Linked DNA regions of Homo sapiens: regions 2 and 3 are each linked to region 1. The links are chromatin loops, found by intact Hi-C in ENCODE. Cell type or tissue: PC-3. All regions are shown on one strand. Links, peaks and the distances in the headings refer to the core of each region. The heading gives the core; the rest is flanking DNA.

Region 1 (5,492 bases), core at 106-5,105:
TCTCCTAATTGAACCTATACAGGGGAAATATTTGTATTAATTAGAGAAGATGTATAATTAACATGTGTATTCACATGTCTAAATTCATCAGGCTTTAGAATCAATATTTTAATAAGGAAAAATTATTTGATTGTCAGAAAGCATTTAGAATATTTAGTAGACTAAACATAGAGTGTTGGAAGTTTCTTATTTTCTTTTTGCATTCATTTACCACTACTACTTAAGAGTAAGGCTTTTGTATTTGTTATCTACTGCTGCATAACAAATTACCCACAACTAGCAACTTAAACAATTACACATTTACTATTTCATAATTTCTGAGGGTACGGTACTTGGAAATGACTTAGCTGGGTGATTCTATCTCAGGTTCTTTCATAAGGATGTAGCACAGATGTCAACTGGAGCTGCAGTCAATTGAGGTCTGGACTAGACTGTAGAACCATTCTCTAGAAGGTTTTCACAAATAGCTAAGAGGAAGGCCCAGTTCCTTGCTGGCTCTTGACACACAGTGACATTTTCACATTACACGGGCCTTTCCAAAAGACTGCTTGAGTATCCTCATGATATCCCACAGAGAGTGATTCCTTAGAGCATAAAGTAGCCACAATGCCTTGGATTACCTGGTCTCAGAATCACACATTGTCATTTTTGCAATGCTCTATTTGTTATATAGGTCAACCCTATTTGATGTGGGAAGGGATTGCACAGAAAGAGGAATAGGTTCATTATTACAAGGTTCATTAGGGTACCTAGCTATACAGAATCTTTAGCTTTAAAGTAATATCCAGACAGGTTGAAAATACCTAAATTACTCCTATTTTATGGCCATGTACTTTTTCAGAAGCTACTCTATTGGAGAAGCTGCTGAAATTGGCTTTTAAAGAATTTAAAAAATTCCCTTTCAAAAGTGCATTCTCATTTTTCCCAGTGAAAGAAGTTCATCAGGCCAGGGGAATTATTTTACATAATTTATTCATTTTCTTCTTTGTGATGAATGTTTTTATCCACTATTTCTCATATGCCCTACTCTTCTAGCATTTGAATAATTTCCATTTTTTCAGACCAACGTCTGTCTTACTTATTGACAATGAGAGCAGCAAATACTGTAACCTACTCTAACAATTTGAACCAACAATTTAGAAACATGACATATTTTTCTATCATTAGCTACTGGCTTTATATTTGCACGCTGCTTTTTCTCAAGAAGAATATAATCTTCTTGAATGGACAAAATTGTATACTTTTTTTACTCCTCATTATATCACTTGAGATAATCCTGAACACAGTATAAGTACAAAATAATTCTTATGCAGTTGAATTATCTATACAAAGGTAACTGCTGATAGCATTTCAGATAATACTGTGTTTCAGAAGTTAGTCCAATTTATCTGACCCTTGAGGGAAAGAGAAACCGTTCAGATGAGTAAATCCTGATGCTATCACTCTTCACCTGATTTTAGCCTACATTATGCCATTATCTGCCATTAACTGATAATGATTTTCCTGAAAAACATCGTTTTATGTTGATCACAATATCTTAGAAAACTAAAGTTCTAGAATATGTTTCATAAAACTATTCCCCAGTCAGTGTTACTTCCTTTTTGAAAGTTTTTTTTGTTTTAACTTAAAACTATTTAAAAAAAATCTTCTTCCTGGGGATTTTTTTTTATAACTCAATTAGAATTGATAGCACATTTCAAATTCACTTTTACTTTAACAAATTACTGTACCAAATTTCCTTCAGGCTGAACTTTGATTATTAATTAACACACATATCATGTAGCTAAAGGAACATAGGCACTTTATGGCAAGGGTTTTTTTTTTTTTTTTTAATTAAGTGTAACAGCTTATTCATCTCCAGTGACTTTGAGGTTAACTTTTAAAACTCATCTTTAACTTCTTCTTTATTTTGCATTATTGTGGAACATAAACTTCTGTGATTTCAGCTGACTAGTGATAATTATTATTGCCACTCACACTCCAGTAACAGCATCTGATTCCAGAAAGGAAGCTTTTCTTTATTTGGTTATCTCATGCCCTTTATTAAACTCAGGGCTTGGTTGTCAAGTATATTAAAGTTTACAATGCTCCATACTCAGATTTTTTTGCATTACAAGAAAAGTCAAATGAGTCTTTGGAGCCACCTGTTGGATAAGATAGATTATATGCATTGCATATATACTTCAGGAATTTAGGAAGCTTCTGTTAATTTATCAGTATTATGTATCCTACTATGCCAGTTTGCACTCCAAAAGATAGTCACATTTTTTTTTGCTTTTTTGTTTGCAGGTTTTGTGTTGGTTTTGTTTGTTTTTGTTTTTAACTAGAATTACACATCTTGATTCACAGTCTCACTTATCCTATAATGTTGTCCTATCCTCCTGGTTTTCCCCTTCCTATCATGATTCATGAAGACAACTGAATTCTGAGTCTTATCCACAAAATCAGTCACTCTTAGTCCCACCTTTGAGCTTGGAAAACAACTCAAATTTTGAGTTTGAGTTTTTTCCAACTGTAAATGTTTAGTACCTTTACAGTGTTTCAAAGTGCAAAATTTAAGAAAAAAATTCTTCCTACCACCCATATAGTGGTAGGATCAGCCTAGAATCTTTTATACAAAACCTGGGCTTACATTTCAAACTAGATGACATTTAAGTCTAAATTCTCACAGGAAGGTTTGACTCTGCTAGATTCCAGTGTCAACCACATTGTAGATATAAATTTATAGTCACAACTGTTAGCCTGTCTCTTAGGAACAAGTCCGTGGGTTTTATTTCTTTTATCTTTATATCTTGATTTTATGTCAGGGGACTCATTTTTTCTACTGAGCTTTGCGGTTGACCCTCAGGTGTTTAAATAGATGCAAATTTCAGGAGAAAGGTAATGAGGTTTTTGTTCTTGCCCTGTAGGAAGGCATCTTGGCTCTTCATAAATAATCTCCTCTCCTCTCCTCTCCTCTCCTCCTCTCCTCTCCCCTCCCCTCCCCTCCGCTCCTCTCCAGTCTCCTCTTCCACAATCCTTAAGCACATCATTATGTTTTTCATGCAGAGACAAAAATAGGTCCCTCCTCAGTGTACAAATCAACACATATTTTGAAATATACATATTAATGTGTACTTGTATCAGCATACATACATATGTATTTTATGTGTATGAAATATCATTTTATGTTTTATTAAAAATTCCCAGTACAAACTAGAAACATACGTTAAACTACAACTGCCAACAGGAATACCTTAAGAGCAGATAAAAGTAAGAGTTTTACTTTACATGTTGTGGACTGATAGAAGCTTTTAGATACAAACACTATATTTCTAGCTAGAAACAAAAATAATAATGACAAAGAAAGAATGTATATCATTGTATGTGTTAAGAGATAAAGATACCTCATGGACTCTCCTAGAACTTGAAATATGACCATTCTGAATCATGCTCTTTGGAAAATGGTAAAATGTTAAATCAAGTTCCTGTAAGAACAAATTATCCTGTAGTTTAGCTCTGCTGTGATTAGTTTGCCTTCCCATGCCTTTGTTATGAATTTACTGACAGACAGAAGAAACCTGTTACTTTTGCTATCATGGATTTCAGATCATTTTGCTTCAGGGAGTTGCTTTCTGATGCCATTTTTAATTTGCAATTTGGAAGTGGCCTTATGCATCACTTGAAATATAGCAGATTTTCATCTTTAAGTTTATCTTCCATATAACAAAATCTAAAACCCAGTTCTTGGCTCCCAGGTATCATTTTAAAAACCACACTTTCTGGATTAACATTTCCTACACGTATATAAAATATAATAATTATATCTCTCAGTAATCAGACTGCTACATATGTATGTTTTTATGAACTAACCACTTACATTTAAACTGACACATTTAATAATTACCGAATAACCTGATGTCTATAACATTCTATCCCTTTTAGGTGATATGTAAGTTTAATAGTTATAAAATAATATTTAAGGGAATGATATAATTATCATATAAAGTTGGAGAAAAATAAAATACACTGATAAAATAAATTATAAGATATATTATAAATTACTTGTTGATTATACTACAGAAAACTTGGTGGACTGATGGGTACATAATCTTATAACATCATGGACAGGCTTTAAATAGAAATGACACCTCATAGCTTGTCTAACTAACCCTGTCATTGCAATCGTTCAAATAAATCATCGTTTATAAATATTTTCAATATTTAATTGCTTGAACATTCTGAATACAGAAAAGGATAAGGTTAATGAAATTGGATTTGTGCTGATGTATTTGTGAACATGGAGAATGTCTACTCCCTTATCCTGTTTATTGGAGGACTTCCTTTTAAGAAATGATGGCTCTTAAAAGGGATGAAGAAGTGATGCCACCTATAAGGGATGAGAAAGCAATGTGGACTCACAATTCATAGTTACAACCATGCTAGTCAATTTAATAATGGCCAAGAAAGTCTCCAAGGATTAATATCAATTTAGAGCCCAAACCGAATCTAATAGTAGTTCAATTTGTTTATTTTAATTAAAAATGATGTATATTTTAAGCTGCTGACTTGCGGGTTTTTTCAGTAATTCATCTTATTGATATATAAATATGATAAAATACATAGATAATTCTATAGTTCAGTGGGTTTTAAAAAATTAATAAGGCCATATAATCACACCCTTATCAAAATGTAGAATTTTTATTGTTTCCTTATGCAGCTTCCAGTCAAGTTTCCATACTTCCTGCTCTCAGATATTTTTCCTATCATCATAGATTTCTATTGTCTAATCCAGAGCTTCTTATAAATAGAATCAGACAGTATATTTTGTTCTATTTTTCACCAAAATGACTCTCAGCAAAATCCTGGCATCTGTATTTTTACACAGATCAATAGTTTCTTCCTTTCTGTTCCTTAGTAAAATTATATTTTATAAATATGTCATAGTTTATCAGTTTCCCTGATGATGAATAGCTATTGTTGGGTATTTGCAGATTTTGCTTGCTACAAATAAAGCTACTATGAAAATTCTTTGTCTAAGGCTTTCTGTGGTCATGTTTTTATTTATCTTTGATAAATAAAACTCATGTATCATAGTTTGAAGAAGGTATCAAACTGATTTTCAAAGTAGATATATGCTTCTATCAGCAGTTTGTGAGTGTTTCAGTTGCTCTACAAACACAATTCAGTGTCGTCAATATTTTAAAATTATCATTCAGGTTGTGTGTAATGTTAAATCATTATGGTTTTAGCTTTTCATCTCTGGTAACTAATGATATTGATCAAATTTTTCATGTGCTTATTGGCCATTTGAGTATCTCCCTTTATGAAGTGTTTGTTCAAAATTTTCCTGCATGGGTTTTGCTCAATATAATGCTATTAGTAGAGAGAGGAAGAAGACTAGAAACAAGAATATTGAAAATTTTTTCTGTGCTATATAGTAATATCCAAATTTTTGCTCTATACTTTTGAACTTAAACTGTGTCCTTGCTTTATCTGATCATTGGGGTTAC
Region 2 (5,492 bases), core at 391-5,390, 1.2 Mb before region 1:
TGGAAACTTCTAGAAATATTTCATGTATACTCCTTAGCATACGCTTCTTCCAACGACAGCATAGACAGCATAAACCCCAATATTTTTTTATTTTTTTCTTTCATTTTCTTTCTCTCTCTCTCTCTTTCTTTCTTTCTTTCTTTCTTTCTTTCTCTCTCTCTCTCTCTCTCTCTCTTTCTTTCTTCTTCTTCTTTTTTTTTTTTTTCGATTTGGCCTCTTTCTTGTGATCTGTCCTCTGGCATTTGGGTAACCATATTCATTGGATTTCCCTGTCTTTCATTTATATTCTGAGGTCTTTTAAGGGTCAAAATCATATTTGTTTTCTCCAGTGTCCTCAGACTTCCCAATTCCATTCTGTATTGTTAACAAGCAGGAAGAAAACATGCTCTTGTTTTTAGCTTTACACTTTCCCACATGGGTACCAAAGCAGTCTTGCTTGTGCCCCTATTCTGTTCCAACTACTGATGCTTTGTAGCTGAAAGAAACTTGTTTGCCTGACCACTTTATTACTTTGGGCTAACTACTCCCAGAAGGTGTACCATTTCTTCATCCCAACAGATTTCCAGTGGGTGTCTTGCCATGTATAGAGCTATAAGTCTCCGTCTTGGACTCAAGTTACTTCCACCACCAACCTCTGTCTTGCTTGCTTTTCTCCCCCTCACCCCTGATAAGTCAGTGTGAATTGAATTTCCAAAAATAGGAAGCCCTATTGGGTGAAATCAGCTTTTTTTGTCAAGGTCAAAGCCATTTCAATCAGGTAGGGGTGCAGTACCCATTTAATGTCAAAGATTCTTGAGTGCTCACTAGGAGAGCAGGTTAAAGACACTACTAAGCAAAAAGGCAGGTGAATCAGGGTTTGACTTGAAGCAAAATTACTACTGGGTGAGCTAGGGCTGTGATTGGTTGGGGTAGGGGCTGGTAGAGTTGGGAAGGTCCAAGAAGTAGGAGAAACATAAAGCATTAACTTGCTTTCTTGGGTAGTGATGGTGGGTAGACCTTCTTCATAAGGCACTAGAAGTAATCTAAAATGAATCTTCCAAAGACAGAGGTAAGAAAACCAGAAAACTGTAGAAAAAAAATCAGCATACCATGTATTAAATTTTTCCTTCTATATATTAGAAACATTAAGTCGAATAAATGAAAAACTTTAAATGTACATTAATTTTACTTCAAACATTCCATGTTTCGGCTATGTTAAAGGAAAATATCAGGGTCATGGGAATTAACAAATTAGATCATATTTGACTCACAGTAAATATATTTTCAGCACTCATAAGGTTCAAGAGGGCAAAAATTTCAAGCTAAATGGGACAGGTATGAAATGAAAATAAAGTGAGGTTATTTTTCTTATTATCTTCCAAAGACTGTGTTTTTTTTTTTTAACCGTTAAAGCATTTTTATCTTGCTTATGTTGAATTGTTCAAGAGACCAAAGGAATTTGGCAAAGATCAACATGTTAGGATGTGCTTCCTTTTGGATAAGCCTCCCTAGTGAAGCCAGGCATCACACTCTCCAAACCCAATGTTCTAGGCCTCCTCAAGGTTTTCCTTAAGGGTGTGTGCATATATTTTTGTTGACTGCTTTTACTCTTCTGAACCTGTTCCCCCATTTAGGAAATGAGAGAATAGGCCTAAGCTAGTGCTCTTCAACTCTGGCTGTATTTCAGGATTTCCTGTGGACTAAAAAATATGCTGTTGCCCAAATTCCCTTCTGAGAGGCTCTAATTGGGAGTTCTGAGGAGGGGCCTTGAACTTTGTATTTTACCAGGTGATTCTAATGTGTTGCAAAGGTCTAGGACAAACTGACTAAATAGTCTCTTACCCCTTTAAAAGATCAAAGTGGATTTGGCTTCCGAACAAGAAATTAGGGCCACCTGTGAAGACTACTTTGAATTTTTTTTCAAGAATTCACCGGTGGGAATGAGATTAGAGGAGTTTGCTTTTCTGACCTGGTAACCATTATTGATTCAAAAGACTTTCACTTAGCCCAGCTCAATGGCCAGGTCAACATTACCATTTCATGACATGCCACTCACTCCTGGCACAAACTCTTTGATTTATGCTTGTTTGTATGAATAAAACAGATGCCCTTTGCTTACAAATAAAGGAGGAGTTTTCTATTAATATGAAGTGGTTTAGAGTTGCAAAGGGAGGGCTGCCATTGCTAATGTCAAGATATGAATTCTCAGCTCTCTTTCAATGCTCACGTGGTATTACTGATTAAAGATGGAGTTATGGCTGGAGTTTGGGATGTGGGCCAAGAGAATATGTGTCTTCCCTTCATCTCCTTTTTCAGCACTAATTTGTGAAAAAAAACCCCAAACCAAAAAACAAAACCTACTTGCATTGGGTGAATGTGTTCAGTTGGTGGCAGCAAAGTTCTGTTACAGAAAATTCTTTGAGGCCCTGGTCTTAGATATTTTGAAGACAGCCAGAGGGAACAAAGCAGTATGTATAATAACATCCATGTTTTCTGTTAACCTGCAGAGGTATAAATTTATTGCGTGTGCTTGGAAAGGAGAAAAATGTATAAAAGGAAGATTTCTTGCTGCTTCTGTCTAAATGTAATCTCCTAAATATGTTCTTTGTTTCCAAATCTGGAAGTAGTATAGGTATCAGCTTCAGGTAGAGGATTTAAGACAGGTCATGAGCCAGAAAGATGGGCCTCTGAAGATTTATTTTTGGTTGTCATGTAAATTTATTAAAATGGGAGCTTTGATCTTGAAATACATCCAGACAAGATTAATGATTTAGCATCTGGGGAAATCAAGTATTTGATGCAATAAATGGATAAGGAAGGTTTCACAATTTCATATTGGCAGAGATACAAATTCAGTATTTAAAAAGCTATTTTAGGATTTTAGCTTAATGGGAAATGTAATAAGTGCCAAAGAACATTAGGTGGTATCTGACTAATATATACACTGGCAGAGTTTGTCAGCAATAAACATGGAAAAAAATGAACAAAGATGAAATGAATTGGAAAGCTAGCACTGTGGATAGAGGCATTTTATGGTTTGTACCCACAGTTTTCTACCTATACCATGGCAGTGAATTAATCTGTAAAATTTGGTTTTAATTTAGGGACACATGGATAATTGAACCCTAAACTGGTCCATAGATTGGCTTGCAGTTGTGCTACTAACTTTAAGTGATTATCATGCAAAATGATTCATACTTTTGGGAACACTGTTACCAATACTGACACTACTATTATGAGGTGTGGAGGTGGAGGAGAAGACAAATGTAAATGGAAAAAATAGAGACTCAGGGAGGGGTTTTGGCAAAACTGCTTATATGTTATGAGAATGCTGACCTCCAAATTAGAGAGCGTCATCTAGGAAAATGGTTAAAATGTGACAACATTCAAAGTTAGCAATTTAAGCAGTGAAAATAAATGGCCTGATATGATGCTTTTGTTGTAATGCTAAGCATTAGAACATAAGGTGATTACTAATATTTCTAAATTCATGTTCAGAATTGCAATCCTTTTAAATCTTGCTTTTACACTGTTTTGATTACATAAACATTTTTTGGAGATAGTTTTGAATTTTACTTTTAAAATAATTTTTACCTAGCTTGCTAATTATTTATTGTTAAAGTTGATCAGAAACTTACAAATGTTAGATAGTTATTTCAAAATTTTGAAATACTTGAGTGTTAAAATGGCAACTTTTAAGTTATCCAGCATAAGCTTAAGTCAAATAGACACCGTCAAAAGTGAACATTCTAGGTTAAAATTTCAAAGTAGTTTGGAATGTAACCATGTAAATCCCATTTAAAGTAATATGATTTCCCAAACTTAAAATGTCATTTCATGTGCACAGTTTTGAAAATATGTCCTAAAAATGTCTCTCTCTGTTCCTGTCATCATAATGTCAGTCAGATCAAAGTTTGTTTCTTCTTCATCTTTCAATTTTGAAAATACAGAAAGGCAACAGAATATTGTGAACATAAACTTTTCACTCATGGGGAATTTATGACTGGTTATTAGAAAAAAATTGTAAGAAATTTTATAAATGAAATGTCTCTTTTTATTATAGCTGATTCTAAAAAGAACACATTGCATATAATTTCCCATTTAAACACAGAAATTAATTATTTTATATACTTGTTGAAATTGACATGAGTAGTTACCTAGTTTCAGGGTGAGCTTTTAGAAATTGACTCTCACCAATATGAACTTAAGCCAAATAGATGCTATTAACAGTGAACATTCTGGGTTAAAATTTCAAAGTAGATTGGAAAGTGGACTCACCATAGGAAATTCTGGTTTAGGTGGCCCTGATGCCTGTATTAAAAACAACAACAACAACAACAACAACATAGGTGATTCTTATGGGCATCAGGATTGAAAACCACTGGACCATTGCTTTTAGAGATGGTGCCATGGCCAGAGACAAAGGTCCACTATCCATTGGTTGATTTCCATTCTTCTGTGGAGGATCCTCCTGGTGAGTTCCTATTACAAAATTGAAATGGTAATCTCTGGGAGTTAAGGTTGCAAACAGGTAAGAACAGTTTTTTCTACATTTTTATTCCACATACTCTTCCTCTCCTAACCTCCTCCCATAACATTGGCTAACTTATCTATTTTGCCTTGCCTCTTCCCATCTGAATATTTGCAAGCAAACATATAACAATGGCTCTAAGTGGTGCTAATTGGCTTGAGTCAAATGTAAGATTTTCAGAAATTTTGTGAAGTAGTTGTTAAACACAATCATTATATTTATTTATTTATTTTTTGAAACATCGTTTTGCTCTTGTTGCCCAGGCTGGAGTGCAATGGTGCGATCTCAGTTCACAGCAACCTCTGCCTCCTGGGTTCAAGCGATTCTCCTCCCTCAGCCTCCCAAGTAGCTGGGATTACAGGCACACGCCACCACGCCTGGCTAATTTCGTATTTTTAGTAGAGACGGGGTTTCTCCTTGTTGGTCAGGCTGGTCTCGAACTCCCGACCTCAGGTGATCCACCCGCCTCGGCCTCCCAAAGTGCTGGGGTTACAGGCATGAGCCACCACCCCCGGCCAACACAATCATTATTAAAAAATTAAAATATATAAAACAATTAATTTATATTAATATAAAATAACTCAACATTCAAAACTTATTACTTCCTAATTCCTTTATCACTTTTAACTATTATCTCTGCTCTTGAGGTTATATATCAATTGTCTGGTGAAAGAGATACTTCTTTGCATCTCTTTCAAACTTGGCCCTCAGAGACTTCATGTTGGTAGCTTGAAATCGGCCAGGTGGGAGTCTTTATACTACAGCAATCAGCAAATGGTGCAAATCAGGGCTTGATTTAATGTTTTGTTGATTGCCTACATTTTAGAAATGATGGAGAAAATGTTAAATGCTGAATAAACTTAAAAGTGTGTCCTGTCTGTGGCAATGATATTGCGAATAGCATAAAAAACATGAAGAAATTTCTGCCAGTATTTACAAACTGTTATCTAATTTAGCAAAGAAGTCACTCACTTTATTGATG
Region 3 (5,492 bases), core at 391-5,390, 290 kb before region 1:
CTATATTTAATGAAAAATACTTTTCATAAACATTTCTAACCTGAAGTTAGAGTCAAACTATACTAAAGAAATTAAAGAAATTAAAATTGTCCTGAGAAAGTTAAAAAAAAACCCTTGGTTATTGTAAAGTCACAATGACTTCTTTAATATTGGATTCAAAATTACTGTAATATCAGAGACCTTAATAGCACCTGGAAATGCTGTTTAAGACTATCATTATATGAGGATTGAAATAATTGCTATTTTCCTTGTTAAACAATTGCTGAGACATCTGTAATTTATAATTGGTAATGATTTAAAAATGTTTTGACAGGGTTCTATGCGATCACAATATGGGACACATATAGGGTCCTTATGCATTCTAAATTTCAAATTTCATTTTATTTTAATTGGATTATAAAATTGAGCTCCTAATAGATGTATAATTTTGATGTTTTTTTACTAAGTAATATGCTGCAGAGTTAGTTTTTAGGACTATTTTGCCTTCGTTACATACTCTTCTTAAGGACAAATACTTATGCCAACATATTTTAAAATAATTTCTGGAGAAATGCTATATTAAGTCGATATTAACAAGTTTAAAATAAATTTACCCAAGAGAGCTAAGAGTTCTTTCGGGGTCAATGTATTAACAAGTGAAGGTTGTAAACTTTACTGTTTTCTCTATTTTATTATCAAATTTCTCAAACAAATACCCACAGGCAATAATAAAAATAACACCTTTAATGGCATAGGTAATTAGAACCCAAGAAAAGCTACCTAAGGGAAAAACCTTGTGAATCTTTTATTTTTTCCCCAAAAATCTTTTTAAAAAAGGAAATAAAGTCCCTGAAATTATTATATAAAAATCTCCCTTGTGCTGTAACATCCTCTACCTGCAGGAGATAAATTTAATCAAAAACAAAAGACCAAAGAAGAAAACATTTGTGCTTCCAAGCCCCGTTTGCCAAAATAAGCTATGGACTGGAAAATAGGAGATATCTTCTCTAATTTAATTTTAATTGATTAGTTGTTTTACCATAGATTCTGTGACTTGCTCAATGTCACAAAGCTAGTTATCAGCTGAGCTTTGATTAAAAAGATGTGATATTCTCTCAGGTCAGTCTCTACCTAATTGTTTTCTTCTTGCACAGGTGATGGCGTTCGTCTTGCAAGAAGTGGGGAAAACTTTTCCAATTAGCCAAGTTAGTGAAGTTTCTCAAAGGTTGATTTTTTTTTTTTTTTTGACCTTTGACAATGATGCATTAGTGAAAGACTAAGCAGCGGAATCACAAAATCAGGCTTAAATTCTAAAATGTTTACAGTGATGAGAAGGATGAATGAAGAGGCTGTTGTCCATGCCAGAGCATAAGAGTTTTACATATGATAGAGAATCCTAGGATAGTTTGAAGTGCAACCATTCAGGAGATTAAAAGAACAGGCTTTAGGTTGGACTGAGGGAGAAGATCTTGAGAATGCTACCCAAGGCCTTCTATCAGGTTTGAAAATAACTAATGGGAAAGGCTGACCAAGAGGGCCGTAACCTTTCCCTCAGCTTGACTAACCTTTAGAGAGGCTTCTTTCTGCCCCTGCCCATAGGCCCCTGATCTTCCATTCACCCTAGCCCTTACAGAATTCAGATAGCCTAACCCCAGAGGACTCACCCCTCCCTTTTCTCAGAGCATTCATGTTAATAAGCTTGCAATTGCAAATTCTTTCTCTGACTTTAAGATGTAAATAATTTTAAAAGGCTTACTAGCTTATAAACTCAAGACTGTCTTTGTTTGGGACCTAGGAAACATATATTTGGAATGTAACCATTGAGGAAGGTAATACCCGCCTCTCAGTCTCTGTGTGAGTATAGGAGCCTAACTTTGAGCGGTGGCCACTTGCCATAAATTGCGAAACTACCTCTTGTAATAAAAACAGAAAAATTTTATTTTTTCCTTTGGATAAAGCCAAGTAGCTAACACAGATGGTCCCTCCAATTGTTTTACTGTTATTATTCTTATTTGTTTACTTTCAGCTCCATCCTGACATTTACATTCTGAATCTATGTTGATTTTTGTCTTCAGGTAACAGGGAATAAACTAACAATTTAGTAAAGGCGGTTCTCTTTGGGGGAGCCCAAATAGGTCTAAATGTTCCATAAATCTTAGTCTTCTCAACATCAGTGTCTAACTAGTGATCTAGCAGAAACACTTTAAGTTTGAAAGGAAAATTATTTTAGTTTTCTGGCGCTGTCATAACAAGCTACCACAAACTGAGTGGTTTAAAACAAAAGAAATTTATTGTATTACAGGTCTGGAGGCTAGAAGTCTGAAACGAAGGTGTCATCATGGCCCTCTGCACCCTGTAAAGAAGAATCTCCTTTTTTCTGCTGCTTCTAGCTTCTGGTATTTGCTGGCAATCCTTGATGTCAGCTTGTATATGCATTAGTCTAATCTCTGCCTCCACCCTCATATGGCTATCTTCTCCCTATGTGTCTGCACATCATCTTCCCTCTGTGAGTCTGTGTCCAAATACCTGTCTTCTCTAATTGTATTAGATAAGAAGACCACCCTCTTCCAATATGACTTCATCTTAACTAATTACATCATTGCAGATATCTTTTTAGTTAACAGAATTCAACCTTTAGCAAAGATTAAAGGAGAGCAAATGATATCATGTCTTAAAATTCAAAGTCCTAAACAAAGCTTTTAGAATATTTACACTTAATCATTTTGGGTTTATCTTGAACACTGTGAAACCTGATGGAGTTTGAATCAATCCAGAAATTAGGAAGCACAAATACCAAGTCTTTTTATTATAAACACCTCTCAAATATGAATACTTTGGGAAAGGCATATATTATCCATTATTTTCACATTCATAATGGGTTTGATGATTTTTAGCAAATACTAAATATGGTATAAAAGATATACTCTTGAAAATACCACAAACTCCTGCAGTGCAATTCAGAAACTACCACTTGGTGGCAAGATAATGCTGCTGTTAATGGGCTTAGCAATGACCTACATACTTTTTCCTTTGAATTCTAAATCCTTGATAAATTTGAAATAGATTTGCAAAGGGAGACAGGCTAAATTACTGACATTTTTTAAAAAGAAAATAATTTACATAATAAAAATGACTCTGGTAAAACACACATGTAAAATTCAGTTCAAACAATGAGTTAATTCTTTGACTATTATTAGTAAAATACTCAAATAAAAATGGAAATGAATAAGAAAATAATTATTCCATAGATATATTTTATATCTGTATATTTTCTTACAAATCCTAGCCCAAGGTGAGGTGTCATAATTTTTTTTTGGCTCTGGCTCATTTGATTGAGCATGACTACCCAGTGCAATATTTACATTTGTCTCCCGGTAGCACTTTAGAATAATATGTCCCTATTTTATTGAACTACTACTACCTTTTAGAAGAATTATGAAGCTTCTGGCAGGGAAAAATGGATTCCTTACTTGGCACTGTGGTCAGACAATGTTATGCTTAGTAAATATACAGTGTTTTCTATGAAAAAGAGTATGAAGATTTCTCAAATAACTAAAAGTAGAACTACGATTTAACCCGACAATCCCACTACTGGGTATCTACTCAATAAAAAAGAAATTATTTTGCCAGAAAAGACACCTGAACTTTTATGTGTATCACACATTATTCACAATAGCAAAGTCATAGAATAAACCTAACAGTCCATCAATGGATGAGTGAATAAAAGAATTGTGGTACATATACACCATGGAATATTATACAGCCATAAAAATGAATATCATGTCCTTTGCAGCAACATAGAAGAAGCCAGAGGCCATTATCTTGAGTAAAATAAGAAACAGCAAGTCAAATACTGCATATTCTCATTTATAGGTGAGAGCTAAACAATGAGTACATATGAACATAAAGAAGAAAATAATAGACACTGGGTACTCCAAATGTGCAGAGGTTAAGAGGGAGGTGAATGTTAGAAAATTACTTATTGTGTACAATGTTCAGTATTCAGATGAAGGATACACTAGAAGCCCAAACCCCACCATTATACAATATATCCATGTAGCAAACCTGCACATGTACCCCCTGAATCTAAAATAAAAATATATAGGTATGCACACATACAAGTATAAGATTTCCTAATGAGTCTATATTCATTCTAAAATACAGAAGAAATAGAACTGTTTTCCAGGATTCTCTGTTTGAGGGAAAATAGAGTAACAATAGAAAAGGCCTATTTTATATATATGAAGAAAAATGAAAAGGGATAATAATAAACAATTCATGGAAAAATTATTTGATTATTGAGAATATAAAAGATTTAATGATATTCTTGAGCAAAGGGAATTGAATATAAATTATTGTTTTGTTGTCTAACAATCTCTTTCAATGCTTACTTAATTTTTTCATAGACAATCATTCTAGGAAATATTTGAAGAGTAGCCTCTCATTGGCATAGGAGACATAAAGGTTTGGATTGTTTTATTTCTATGTTATTTTGAGGCAGTATTTTACAGTAGTTAGGAAGGAAGTGTATTGCATCTTGAGTCCCACCTCTATAGTCTACTATATACTCTTGAGCTAGTCACTTAACTTCATTTCACTTCAATTCAAACATTTGTAAAATTTGAGAAATAGTAGTACCTACCTTGTGGAGTTGGTGTGAGAATTAAATAGAGTTATGCCCTTAAAGTGCTTGGTTTAGTATCTCTTCCACTGTAAACATTAAGTATAATTTGTTAATATTTTTCCTAAGCATCCCTGGGTACATATTTCTTGGATATTTGATGAACAATTAGGATCTTGGAAGAATTTCAGGAAAGAAGTTTCCACCAAATTCCTTTTTCCCAAGCCTTTTTGCAACTTACTAACAATTTTCAAGTAGAACAAGATTATAGGTCGTTTTGGTTGCTGACAGAAGATCAATTTTTCTTGCTCTTTCTGGCTTTTGGTGCTTTGCTTTGGCTGGCAATCTAAAATCAAAGAATGCCTGGAGGTGTCGCATTTTCTGGGAAAGTACTGGAGCCCTGCAGTGTTAATGCTGACTGTAGTTCTATGATGAGCTTTTCAACTTCTGTGCCATGCCTTTTAATGAATTTTGCCAGGGGCTGCAACTTCTAAACTTTTTTCTCAGATCCTTTTTAGCCTCTTAACATATTGCCAAAGCTGATAGAGAGAGATATCACAAAGTCATTCCTGGTGCTGAAATAGTCTACTCCGTGGTGTTTGCCATGGGCAGAGGGTCAACACTAAGCAATAGACAGACTCTAACAAAGAACTAATGTAAATGTGCCCTATCCATTAAGTCTTAGAGGTATACTTCTTTGTTTAAGTTTTATGCTTGGCTGTTTGTTAATTTAACAATATAATTTACAATAAGCAATATGAAAATGCATGAACAAATCGCTTTGGAAATTTAACTTTAAATATGAAGAATTACTTTTTATAGAAGTATCTAGCATCTCAGGACTTCAAAGTTTGTTTTCACTTGCTTATAAAAGTTTTCTCATGTATGTCAA

Evidence for each region. Hi-C counts contacts between places; a loop is a spot of excess contacts. Peaks named below come from ENCODE experiments on the same cell type or tissue, not always from the same donor. Only the 100,000 strongest peaks of a DNase experiment are listed, where the experiment ranks them.
Region 2: a loop joins it to region 1, with 10 times the contacts of the local background. A loop is called at or near these places in 4 of 110 quality-filtered maps.
Region 3: a loop joins it to region 1, with 4 times the contacts of the local background. A loop is called at or near these places in 9 of 110 quality-filtered maps.

What each region holds. Positions count from the first base shown.
Region 1 is chr14:43,500,364-43,505,855 of GRCh38, reverse strand. No RefSeq gene overlaps it. Among named protein-coding and RNA genes, the nearest start is that of LINC02307, 880 kb to the left of the region's middle. In PC-3, for the core only: a CTCF peak has its summit at 2,137 (motif pointing left); no DNase peak of the experiment used is centred there; H3K27ac peaks cover 364 bases.
Region 2 is chr14:44,654,778-44,660,269 of GRCh38, reverse strand. No RefSeq gene overlaps it. Among named protein-coding and RNA genes, the nearest start is that of LINC02302, 140 kb to the left of the region's middle. In PC-3, for the core only: a CTCF peak has its summit at 2,359 (motif pointing right); no DNase peak of the experiment used is centred there.
Region 3 is chr14:43,793,274-43,798,765 of GRCh38, reverse strand. No RefSeq gene overlaps it. Among named protein-coding and RNA genes, the nearest start is that of LINC02307, 590 kb to the left of the region's middle. In PC-3, for the core only: a CTCF peak has its summit at 2,939 (motif pointing right); no DNase peak of the experiment used is centred there.